3 separate regions of the Homo sapiens genome follow, and regions 1 and 3 are each linked to region 2. The links are chromatin contacts, found by Hi-C or POLR2A ChIA-PET in ENCODE. All regions are on one chromosome and are shown on one strand. Each heading gives the region's core, a stretch centred on a gene start or an enhancer-like site at or near the end of the contact. The rest is flanking DNA. Distances are from core to core; before and after follow the strand shown.

Region 1 (3,893 bases), core at 1,097-3,596, 190 kb after region 2:
AAAACATGAGAAAATCCTTTTTTAAAAAGGGTCAGAATATTCCTTATGTCTCCAAACCAAGTCCATGGATGCAAAGAAATGCTGAGTTCTTGATACACTTTCATGTCATAATAACCAAAGGAGACAGCACGGGCTCGAGTCTTTCAGCTGCCGCTTAGGAAAGTCACATGCAGTATTTGGGAAAGCAAGGAACAGAACACAGGCATGAGTATTTTCTGGAAATACCTCCTGCCCTGGCAATGAACCTCAGTACCAAATATTTTTGTTTTCTTTTTTGTGGTCCTGATAAATTTTTAAGCCACACATCCTACTGAACTTCAATGATACAATTTCTCACAATTCCAGAATTCTATTGGCAGTACAGTTTACTTGGCCAACGTGGATAATCTTATAAATTTTAAAATTACATACAATAGAACACTATTGCAAATTTTGCCAGTAGAAACATGACCCCAAGGAACTGCCATTTCCAAAACATAACTGGGCACACATTTACAATGCACCTGCTAGGTTTTGAATTCATTTGTCATTTCTGATCTACCCTTAAGACTATGCTTGAATCTCTGAAAACAAATGCTAGATTCATGATTTCTATACCCACATACTCCATAAATCCATCACAAACCCTACAGTCTGATTTAGCCTACGGCAAATGATTCATCCAATAGGCCATGGTATGTTCACAATTCTTCAATCTTATTCAGGTTGTAAAGACGTTTTTCTACGACTGGAGTCACTAAGAATTTCTCTGTTAGAGAAAGCATCATTTTCACCTTTGGCACACTGCCAAGATGATACTTTACTACAGAATTTATGAAACTACAATTTAGTAACTTGCAGGCTTTATTAAAAGAAAAAGAAAAACAAAGAATAATTTAATATAACCCCATGTCCCAAAACTTTCTAGTTTTTTTTTTTTTTTTTTTTTTAGTGCAAGAAATGCTGCATCATTGAAGCACTTGAGAATTACCATGAAATCTAACAAAAAATGTCATCAACTCAGGAGTAATAATAAAAAAGAGAAACAACCAGAGAGGCACACAGATTGTTGTTTTTTTAAAAGGATTTTTATACTATATTAAAAAACCACAAAATAAAAAAGGGATCAATCAACATATATCTTAGAAGTCCTTCCAAGAGTCTTGGTATGCAACAGCCATGGAGGCTGTGACCTTTTTCCTTCTTTTCTCAGCCTGCAGTTCATTTAAGGATCACCGGAGATGACTCGTGCTCTAGTTCTTAAAATCAAACTTGTTCTGCCAAATCCAAGACCCTGAATTTGTCCAAATTGTAGAAACATGCTTTTACCACCCGTCCACCAAAATACCTCCCATTCAAGTCAACAACCGCTGAAAGGCAAACAAAAGACAGTTAATACAGGTATCCTATAAGATAAAGGTTTAACTTTAATTAAACAGTAACTTTACTTGTAAAGATTAAGGCTGTAAATTCAACTTTTTTATTCTTTAATATTTAGCTGTACCACTAACCTTTAATTGCTGATTCAACTCTCTCAAATTCTAAAAATATCCGTACTGCTTCATCATCAGGGGCACCAGGAATCTGGAAGAAAATGAGAGCGTGATGAGTAAAGGCATTTGAGATTGCATTGAATGAGTTTTCTCTTTTAAATGATTTCTCAGAGTGGATATTCTAATTATCATCATATACAGTCAAGTAGTTGTCAAATACCAAGGAAATAAGTATAATTTGTTCATCATCAAAAACGTACTGAATGCCTGTTTTTATGACAGGCATTGTTAGGTGCCAGGAACACAGGGCTAGGCAGTCTCTGACCTCATAAAGGCCCTGTGCCAGCTGATGACGTAAACAAATAATTATGTGGTCAACAAACAGCAACAGGATAAAGAAACAGAGGAAGCAGAGCTTTCAGATTAAAAAGGCTGGTGCCCTAGTGGCCTTTCACATCAGGTCTCATTTTGACTAGCTCTGTCTAGCTTTCCTAGCCCTCTGTAATTCCACCCACCTAAGCACTTCTGCTAATCCCCAACAGGCCCATCCATTCCATTTTGGTAGTCCTGATCTTCACTGTCTCCTACGAGCCATTATCCCAATCAGAATACCCTTCCCTGCAAATCCCACCTGTTCGTTTCAAAGCGCAGCCCATATCTGCTATTGCTCACAAGGCAGTCTATTTTTTCACTGATCTAATCCTTTTCTCAACTCCTGAACTTAGTCAATACTACCTAGTCTAGTAACTGAATATCTTTCAGTTATTTTATGTGTTTCTTCAACTGAACACACCACTGAGAGTACAGAGCATGCTTCCTGTAATCCAAGTGCTCTCCGCACAGTGCAGTGCATGTGAGAGGCACTAAATACTCACCAAATGACTGAAACCAAAGGCATGTCTAAGGAACTAAACTACTGAGCACGCTAGAATCAAGGTCTTCAGTCATCATACTGATCCTCAATCATGAAGCATTCCTGTTTCTTCATCAAATAAAACTTGAAATCATTGTCTTTATGTTTAAAACTGTAATAATTGAGCAAGAGAAGTACAAATAACCAACGCCTGTCACCTTCTGCAGTAAGAATGTTACTTATAGCATACCCTGTCCTGTTTGTAGAAAATGTTTTGTAATGTGCCAATTACAACTTGTGTTATAAACATCAAAAGAAAACACTCTTACTTCAAATATCACACATTTTCCAACTTTGCCATATTTTTCACATTCTTCCTTGGTTTCAACTTCCAAGTCTTCATCCACCTCTCCCGCACCAACCATGTTCTTTAAACACAAAAATAAACAAATTCAAGTACCAAGTATAACTTACAAACACCTAGCAGAGGTATATAAATATGACTTAGTGATGGTAAATGTTCTCAATCCCAAACGACATAATGAAAAATTTCATCCCCAAAGTACCCAAAAGTTAGTATTTCTTAAAACACTAAAACATATATTAAGCCTGTAAAGAGTTACAAAAGCATCTATGCAAGCACCAAAATGTATAAACTATCTGAAGCTCTAGCAATTTCAAATATTTAATTACTCACTGCAGTCTTAAACACTGTACTTAGCAAAGAGACTTACACATTAGTGAAAAATCTAAAATCAGCCTTACGTGGGATCTGCCCAAAGTATTATTTGCAAAAGTATCATTTTCAGTTTTAACTTTTAGGGGGAGCAGGGTAGGCTGGGGTGACACACACAAATCTAGGCAGGCAGAGAGCTTGCTTTCCTCAGCTTCTTACCCTTAGTAAGACCACTTTAGTAGGACACTTAAGTATTTCAGTCAGCGGATTTGAATCTGACTTCTTGGATGCATCTGTATCAAAACATACCATTAGATGTGTTACAGAACTGAGCAGCATATCATTAGATGTGTTACAGAACTGAGTCCTACTTACAATAATTAATTTAATTTCAATAGCGATCCCCACCATTTATGTCCTAGGCATCTACACAATTGGTCTCTGAGCGAAAACACAGCCTTATCTGCAATAAAAGCCTCTGCTTTGCTTTGGCATGTTTTTACAATAGCATCTGGATGTTTTGAGCCTCCACCATTACTTGCAATTTTTGCTCATCTCACTTCCCAAAGGGCTGACAGGGCATGTGAGTGATAATTCCTATAGGTGAGTTGACTTGGAGCAAACGTTCAAGGTCACGGGCCCAGGGGAATATGCAGTTACTAATCCAGCCACCGGCTGCCTTACTTCAGATAACCTCACAAGTCGGGACAACTGTTGGTTTCTGGCACTCACCTGTCAGGCTCGTGATGTATCCTAAGCTGTGCATGAACGGGGCTGCCAGAAAAGTTTTCTTCTTTCTTTAGCAAAGGAAGTTCAGCTAGGCTGACTCAAACTTAATTCCCTGATTAAAATGCTAACATATGTTTGTCTCTTTCCTGAATTCCCTCAACAC
Region 2 (4,196 bases), core at 334-2,833:
CATGCCACTGCACTCCAGCCTGGGTGACAGAGCAAGACTCTGTTTCAAAAAAAAAAAAGAAAAAGAAAAGAAAAGAAAAATCGCAAGTATGTTACCTTCGTATAAATAACAAAGTTAGCTCACTTCTCTGTTTCCTCCTGTTAGGAAGTGGATAAAGCAAAATGATCATCCAGTCACTAACCTGTGTGGTGGGGAACTTACGAGGTTGGTTAGTCATTAATCAGAGCAGATAATAAAGCATGTGACTCTCAGCCCAGTTCTCTGCACTGGAATAATGTGATCCTCATTTCCTGAAATTTAGTCATAACGAAGGAAGTGATTTGAAATTAGCTTCTCTTATAAAGATAGAGGAATCCTGATGAATTAGAGCTCCCTTTCACCTGGGACTTGCCTCCATCACACTTGGCGATCCCCACACCGCCCTTTGAGCTGAGCTGCTCTTGAGGGCAGACGAACTGCCCTACTGGGTCAAGTTGTCATCAGTTACATCCATCAGTGCTTTCCAGAGAAAATAAAAGGGTACTTTCCTCAATCTATCTGTTATTGCAGTAAGTAAAAAACCTGAAAATCCAGATTAGCACAATTCATCTTCAATGAGGATTCTTCACTTTAGGAAACAATGTGCTTCTCTGGGGCACTAAAAACAAGTTTATTTCCAAAACAAATTTTGATCAATGCTCAACAGTTTTTAAGGATGTATCTCAAATGATCTAAGAATATGCATCGACCATTATTTATAAGTAAGGGTGAAGGAAATGCACCTTTATGAAGTCCCTGAAGCACCCAGGGACTGTACCAGATGCCTTACAGGTGTACATATGTACTAGGTATAAAGGTTAGTTTCCTAATCTAGGTATGTGTAAATCCTCATCTTACTTTATTTCCTTGAGTCAAAGTCAATTCCAAGTCACCATTCCATTGAGATAATGAAAAGCCCAATGGTGGATGCCTCCTCCTAGTCAACATCTCCCCCCAAATTATAGGAAGGCACACAGAGCAAGATATCATCTCATGTTCACATGGCCCACGAAGTCTGGCCATGCCAAGCTTGGGCAGAGGAATCTTCTGCAAGATGGCAGCTTCCACTGTTACGGACCAGCCTCCATGGTGCACCAGAAAGGCACTCCCCTCAGGTGTCCTCCCACCTTGCTGGATGTTGCCAAAAATAAAAGAACAAGATTCCTCTATTTCTGGCACCCACAGCTTCCTGTCTCCTTTCAAATCCTGCGTAATTACCCTTCTCTCAAAGGCAGTAGCTTCTCTCTAGTACCTACAGCATAATCGCCTCAAGAAACCAAGGCTTCCAGAACTCAAACCCAGGAAGGAATCTAGGAGGATTCCAGAAATCAAGCCCAGGAATGAATCAAACCCAGCTGCACTCAACTCTGGACTTCCACGGTGCCTCGCGAGACTGGCTTTGCTAAGGCAAGGGCTTCTGGGTGGAGTTAATAAGAAAGCAGCATGAAAAGGTGCTTTGAGACACGACACATCGTTTCCTGCTAACGATCAAAGAATATACACAGCTGTTCCCGTTTCGGAGCAGTTCTGGCCCCAGGAGAGAGTTGCTGAGTTGCTTTCTGGAAAAGCTGGCTTTGACTTTTCAAGGCAGCTCATGCTGCTAAAGGTTGCATAGGCACAGAGAGAGGGAGCTGCCGGGGGCATGGGGGAGCCTTCCCTGATGCAACTGAACTTGAGCTGAGCTCACTATGTCTCTAGAATCTACTACCTATTCCTATTCAATAAATACAAGTATTTATTAAACATCTGTTACGTGCCAGGTCCTGTGTCAAATGATGGAGGAAGTGAAAATGCGTAAGACACAGTCTCACTTTGAAGAGTTCTCAGCCTTGTGGGCAAAGGCAGGAAGGTTCATTGTGTGGCTTGAGTGCACACAGGGAGGCTTTAAAGAATGTGAGAGGAATATGAGGAACAGATGCTGCCCTGGAGTGACTCGCATCTCGCCCGAAGAGACAAACAAGGCACCCAACAACCACAGAACCAGTAAGTGCCAAACCATGGGTACTAACCCTAACTACAATGGGTATTCTGAAAAGGCAGAAAAAATTTAAGTGATCTTAGCATAATCAGACTTGGTGAGGCTTAACATTCCTCCCTCTTCACTAAAAAAAAAAAAAAAAAAAAAAAAAAAAGTCTTCTGAACAGGCACTGCACTAGGCTCTGGGAATGCAAGCCTAGGAAAGTCCAAATCGACGCCTTAAAATGTTCAGCAGACAGTGAAGGAAACATGGAGCTCCAAACCAGGGGCTAAGTGCCACCCTCAACACAGCTTCAGGCCTTCACTCTTCCCAGGAACTGGGGACTGTTTCAGAAAGGGGGTGCCATCTCTGCTGAGCTTTGAAGGAAGGGTAGAAGTTAGCCAGGGAGCAAGGTTGGAGGTAAGGGGTTCTAAGCCCAGGAGACGCCAAGAGTATAAAATTGGGTAAATTCCTGAAAAGTCAAGGTCAAGCAATTCCTGTATAAGGAGAAGATTTGGTGAAATCAAAGAGAAGACAAACTTGAGGCCAGTAAATTATTACCCTTTATCGGTCTTAACAGACGGGAACTAACAATATATCCCTGCGAAAGATCAATGCCGGAGTGAGGCTCAAGTTCACCTCCCGCAGCCTGTGACTCACGGCACACTGACTCAGCCATGCTACCTGCAAGGAGGCACGTTAGGACAACGCAGGGACCCAGCACGTGCCAGTGAGTCTCTCTCTGTCCTAACTATGGGATGCCACCCTCCTGGGTCAGCTGACTCACCCCTGCCTGTAAATCCTAGTCAGGTCTGTAGGTGCCTGGGGAAGAATCCTACCTACCTCTGAGTAAAGACAGGAATAGAAGCTGGTTCGTCTAGAGCAGCAACACAACCAACGTTGAAAAAAGCAAACACCATTTCTGAAAATTGCATGCAGAGTGCATGGTATCAACTGACGTGTCTCCCCTAGGAGAGTGAGCCATTAATGCTTTGCTAACCACAGCGCTATCAAGACCATCGTTTCCAATCCTACAAAGGAAACACCAGGAAAAACAGAATTTAAAGGTTTTATTTGTCAACCTAAAGAGGAGGCAATCAATATCATTTGAGTGCTTTCATTACATCCGAGAAGGAAATGAAATCAGGATGCACCAGCATGGGTTTTAGGCTATGCAGCCAACAGAGATGAACCAGACGTGTCCTCAAGGAGCTTAGAATCAGGTGGAGAAAATAAGATGTCATATAAATTACCTAAGCAATAGTTGGCACAGCACTATAAGCCACCAAATGCTGCATTCTTTTTCCGCACCAACAGATCCGGTATGTCTTCAGGGAGCACCTGCGTTGGGGTGCGTTAGAGATCCATCTGGAAGGCCAGGAAGACATTCAGGACCATTCACAGCTGGAATGCTCCTGAACAGCTGCCCAAGATCCAGGCCTGGCCTTTCAGGATGCCCTGAAAATGCACTGAACAAGGCCAAGTGCAGTGGCTCACACCTGTAATCCCAACATTTTGGGAGGCCGAGGCAGGAGGATTGCTTGAGGCCAGAAGTTCAACACTAGCCAGGGCAACATAGCAAGACCCCATCTCTGAAAAATATTTAAAAATTATCCAGGAAGTGTGCCTATAGTCCTCGCTACTAGGGAGGCTGAGATGAGAGGATCTCTTGACCCCAGGAGTAGAAGGCTGTAATGAGCTATGATCACACCACTGAATTCCTGGGCAAAGAGCAAGACCTTGTCTCAAAAAAAGAAAAAAAAAAAAAAAGTGCCCTGAACCATAGAATAAGTGGACTCTGGACTCTGCCATTCTCCTACTTCCCTTTCTTGAGCCAGTTTCCACGGGCATTGGCCAAGGTAACCTAGGGTAATCCGAGGTTACCCTAGGAGAAGCAGAACTCACAGCTCACAGAGCTGAGACAGAGGAGAAGTGTGTTTGGCTTGGCTTAAACCTAGACTTCCTAGGCCAGGTCACAGTGTCTCCTCCACTTTTTCCCTTTAACTTTTGCTCAAGAGATCAGACTGATTTATAAGATAAACAGACTGCTAGCCAAGAAGTCTCCTTCCTCCCCCCTTCTTTCTGTTCTGGTAAGTTCCATACCTAAATAGAACATAGTGACTTATGGTTCCAGCCCAATTATTAAGAGCCTCTTCAGTCTGGAAGTGTAATGTATATGTTTGTTCATCCACATTCTTGACAGATGAACAGACTGATACC
Region 3 (3,705 bases), core at 694-3,193, 170 kb before region 2:
ACAAGTGCATCCACAGCATTGGTGCTGGGAGAGAAAAAAAAACTTCAGCAGAGAATGTTTACATGAAATGTAAATCTGACTGGCTCAAGACTCAGATCTCAAGGAACTGAGTCCTTTTAGAAAGAGGAAAGAAACAAAGGAAGAAGCTTGAATCACCTTTTCCAACACCCCGAGTTGTTGTTTTTGAGATGTCTTAATTATTCAAACCTTGCTTGTCAAAGTAACTGATTAAATACCACAAGTGAATGCAAAAGGCAACGATTGATACGTGATATGGATAATGCTTTGTTCTGGGAACATGTTGGGAATGACCTTTCTTGGGAGGACAGTTACCTGTGTATGCTAGTGTAGACATCAGATAAGATAAATTAACTATGTACTTCTCCAGGGCATTGTTATTTTTTAAAGGAAGTTATTCATCTGCTCTCTGCCTCCAAAGAGCGCACCTGTTGAATACCAGATTATTCAGGAGATTCTGAGGACAGGTATTCACTTGTTATTAATTAGGGTCATTTGGATTAAATTGTTAAAGTTTTTAAAGTTCCTAGATGAGGGATATATCACCTATGGAAGGGTGAAAATATGATAAAGCCATTTAGGAAGCTACAAAATGTGAAAATTCCTGTGGACTTGGATTCCGAAGTTCAAGCCCAGCTCTGCCGTTTATCAACAGGGCTCTGAGGCACCCACTTTACCCCTGCCCAGGACAGAGAGTAAGAGTTACAGGCAGAGGGGCTGGGAGCTGTAAAACCAGGGGCCCTAATGGGACGGCACCGTCTGGGGACATAGATGTACAGGATAATTCATGAAATCTGAACCTGAATCTGAATGAGGCTCAAATCAAAAGAATCTTCACAATGAATTTTCTGTGTGCTAGATCAAAATGACTTTGTACATCATCCAGGCTCTGGCATAAATTACTGGCTCAGGGTCTAACGTAGATCAGCATTCTGAGAGGCTGCTGTCTTGGCAAGAGGAAAGAAGGGCTAGCTCTTCTTTCTTTTACTTTTTTTCTAACATTTCTTTGTTGTTAATATTTACATTTTCTGTCTTACAAAGTCTGCAGGGCTTGAAATTGCACGATCCCTTCTCAGTACCCCCTTCAGTGCGGATGCCAGCCAACTTTTGCACTACTAGATTTCCAACTTAGATTTTTAACAGTTTCCATTACTTACATTTTAAAAAGTAAAAAAATAGGAAAATCCACAATAAAATTTGTCTACAAGAAGAGTTGTCATAAATCTTTTAACTATCCACTTACAAGTAGATTTAAAACAATTAGAAAAAAATAATTAACCATAAAACTTTGAAACACAGGGAAAAATAAACACTGAAACAGTTTCCCTCTTTTTAGTTATGCTGCAGTAAAAGAAAGATTAATAACTCAAGTATCCAAAGTTTCTGTGTTCTATCTCTGATAAAACTGTGGAAAAATAAGAGGATTTATTTCTAAAATTTGTTTGGAAAGGAAAGATGCATCTAACACAGTAAGGATGCTATTTCTTTTTAATTTCAAGGAAATAATTTTCCCTTAAAAATTAAAAGTGAACTAAAGTCTACCTTCCTCTGTGTCTCCTTTGAATTCTGAAAGGCCGATCTGTATTCTGACATTTAAGTAGTGTTACTATTTCACACCTAAGTAGCTCTAGATCCTATAGGAACAGCTCTGTCTCTGGGTCGTTCCCTCAGGTTGGATTTGAGGGCAGGCCGCCGTGGTTTTGCAGGCCTCTGAAGAGAGGCCTCCCAGGGTGATGCCAAGAGGCAGAACGCTAGTGTTCCTGGATTCACATCACTGCCCTTGACTCCCACACTCCCAATATGCACCAGTTGAACATTCTTGGTCAATATCACTTTGAAATTTTTCTTTTATGAAAAAGAAAACTGAGTTTCACTTTCTATTCATAGAACACACAAAGCTCTACTTCCGGTTATGGCTTCAGGGCATGAGTGTGTGAGTTACTTTGAACAAGTCACCTAACATTTCTTTGTGACACTGGTTCTCCTTTTTTGCTTCCTAAGGATAACGTGAAAAATAATAATAATAACAATAATAGCACTTGCAGAGAAGTTTGGATCTTTTTTGGAGAAAGTACCATACTAACTACAAGATATTATTATCATTTAAAATTAAAAAGAAAAACTCCTTGAACTTGATACTTTTTAAAAAGTATGTCATCCTGGTATTTCCATAGTTTTAAGGCAAAATCCATCTAAGAAAGTTTTTAATTTCAAGCATTTTATTCAGAAACTGCTTCATCTGAAGCTCTCAAAAATGCTGCAATCCATGAACCTTTCAGTTGAGCTAGGAGCCCTGGAAATTACCACAATTGTAGCAAAGAAAAGAAAACCCACGGAAACCACATCCTTCCAAAGACGTGTCCCTGCACTAAGACAAGAATTAACTTTTCATGCTGCCCCCATCTGTAGTGACAGATAAGCCTCTTTTCTTTAACGTCCTCTGGCGGCGTTCTGATCCTGAGAACGCTTACACGTTGTTATTTCAGAAACTGGGGATCACTCAGACATTCTGCAGGTTCCCCTGCTATGTAACCAAACTGTGATTTGGCAAATGTTAGATTTTATAGCAAATTTACAAAAATGAGTCGATTTACAGCTGTCAACCTGAAATAATCAAAAAGGCCAGAATCTAATTTAAAGAGCATTTATTCAAACTCAAAGTTTGAGGATGGCCCACCTGGAAACACCCCAAAAGAATGAAGTCAGAGTTGTAAAGGAGGGAACTTTAGGGTTTCCATAGGGAGAGACAGAGGCATTTTTAGCAGGATTACATTTTTTCATACAAGGCTGGTGCATAGTTCCAGGAACTTGGTTACAGGCAGTGTTTCTTTTTGGGAAAGGGACATTTAACATCTTTTACAGAGTGTGCTATAGTCATGGGTTTTCTGTCATCTGGTCTAAGGAAAATAGGACAAAAAAAGGAAAAGGTAATCTTTAACAAGATTCATTAATTAAAAAGGCAGGAGGCGGCCAGGCACGGTGGCTCACACCTGTAATCCCAGCACTTTGGAGGCTGAAGCGGGTGGATCACCTTGGGGTCAGGAGTTTGAGACCAGCCTGGCCAACATGGCGAAACTCTGTCTCCACTAAAAATACAAAAATTAGCCAGGCGGGGTGGTGGGCACCTATAATCCCAGCTACTCAGGAGGCTGAGGCAGGATAATCACTTGAACCCATGGGGCGGAGGTTGCAGTGAGCTGAGACCACACCACTGCACTCCAGCATGGGCGAAACAGTGAAACTCCGTCTCAAAAAGAAAAAAAGAATAAAAGAAGTCAGGAAGTGTTTGTCCCTGACAATTGTTTAATTCTCTCTAGTCATTGTACAGAACAAGAGAAAAAAGGAAGCAAGTTAATCTATAATCTGAGAAACAGAAGTTGTAACCATATGTGACTCAGATCACAGTCGCATCTCTCTCAAGGCGTAAAACGCATTTTAGGAATTCTAACACCTTTTAAATGTTATTTATTTTCACACAGTAATTTATGGGAAATTAATGTTGCACTCACAATGTTTCCTTACAGTTTTCTCGTCCAAATACACAGGAAATAACGGGCAATGAGTGAATACATATTCAGGAATTCTTGGACTAAAAGAACAAGACACTCACTCAGTGCATCTGAAATGCCGCATCTTTCCTACATGCCTGCTTTTTTTTTGTTTGTTTTTTTCTGAGATGGAGTCTCG

Evidence for each region. A loop is a pair of places that touch in the nucleus more often than their neighbours do. ChIA-PET counts read pairs that join two places held with the same protein, here RNA polymerase II (POLR2A). Pooled maps may share reads with other maps.
Region 1: a pooled map shows a loop between it and region 2 (2.8-fold over the local background). The contact joins two enhancer-like sites. A Hi-C loop is called at or near these places in 7 of 37 single-sample maps with no recorded cell type and 6 of 50 pooled maps. POLR2A ChIA-PET finds 5 or more read pairs at or near these places in 1 of 52 experiments (naive thymus-derived CD4-positive, alpha-beta T cell).
Region 3: a loop to region 2 is called in a map with no recorded cell type, with 5 times the contacts of the local background. The contact joins two enhancer-like sites. A Hi-C loop is called at or near these places in 4 of 37 single-sample maps with no recorded cell type and 4 of 50 pooled maps. POLR2A ChIA-PET finds 5 or more read pairs at or near these places in 1 of 52 experiments (WTC11).

Annotation. Positions count from the first base shown.
Region 1 is chr10:6,112,909-6,116,801 of GRCh38, reverse strand. RBM17 (RNA binding motif protein 17) reads right to left here. Exons shown (of 12, transcript NM_032905.5): 9 at 3,221-3,294; 10 at 2,655-2,753; 11 at 1,491-1,563; 12 at 1-1,349. The coding sequence ends at 1,246. Among named protein-coding and RNA genes, the nearest start is that of RBM17, 26 kb to the right of the region's middle. RefSeq lists a silencer at 710-910. Within about 2 kb of position 2,346, at least 8 of the 41 ENCODE cell types and tissues checked have a DNase peak (open chromatin) inside an H3K27ac peak, as active enhancers do.
Region 2 is chr10:6,297,923-6,302,118 of GRCh38, reverse strand. It overlaps a transcript of PFKFB3 not described here. Among named protein-coding and RNA genes, the nearest start is that of LINC02649, 27 kb to the left of the region's middle. RefSeq lists an enhancer at 2,033-3,232. Within about 2 kb of position 1,583, at least 15 of the 41 ENCODE cell types and tissues checked have a DNase peak (open chromatin) inside an H3K27ac peak, as active enhancers do.
Region 3 is chr10:6,472,294-6,475,998 of GRCh38, reverse strand. The region is part of intron 12 of PRKCQ (protein kinase C theta); the gene reads left to right. Among named protein-coding and RNA genes, the nearest start is that of PRKCQ, 110 kb to the left of the region's middle. RefSeq lists an enhancer at 1,820-1,999. Within about 2 kb of position 1,943, at least 7 of the 41 ENCODE cell types and tissues checked have a DNase peak (open chromatin) inside an H3K27ac peak, as active enhancers do.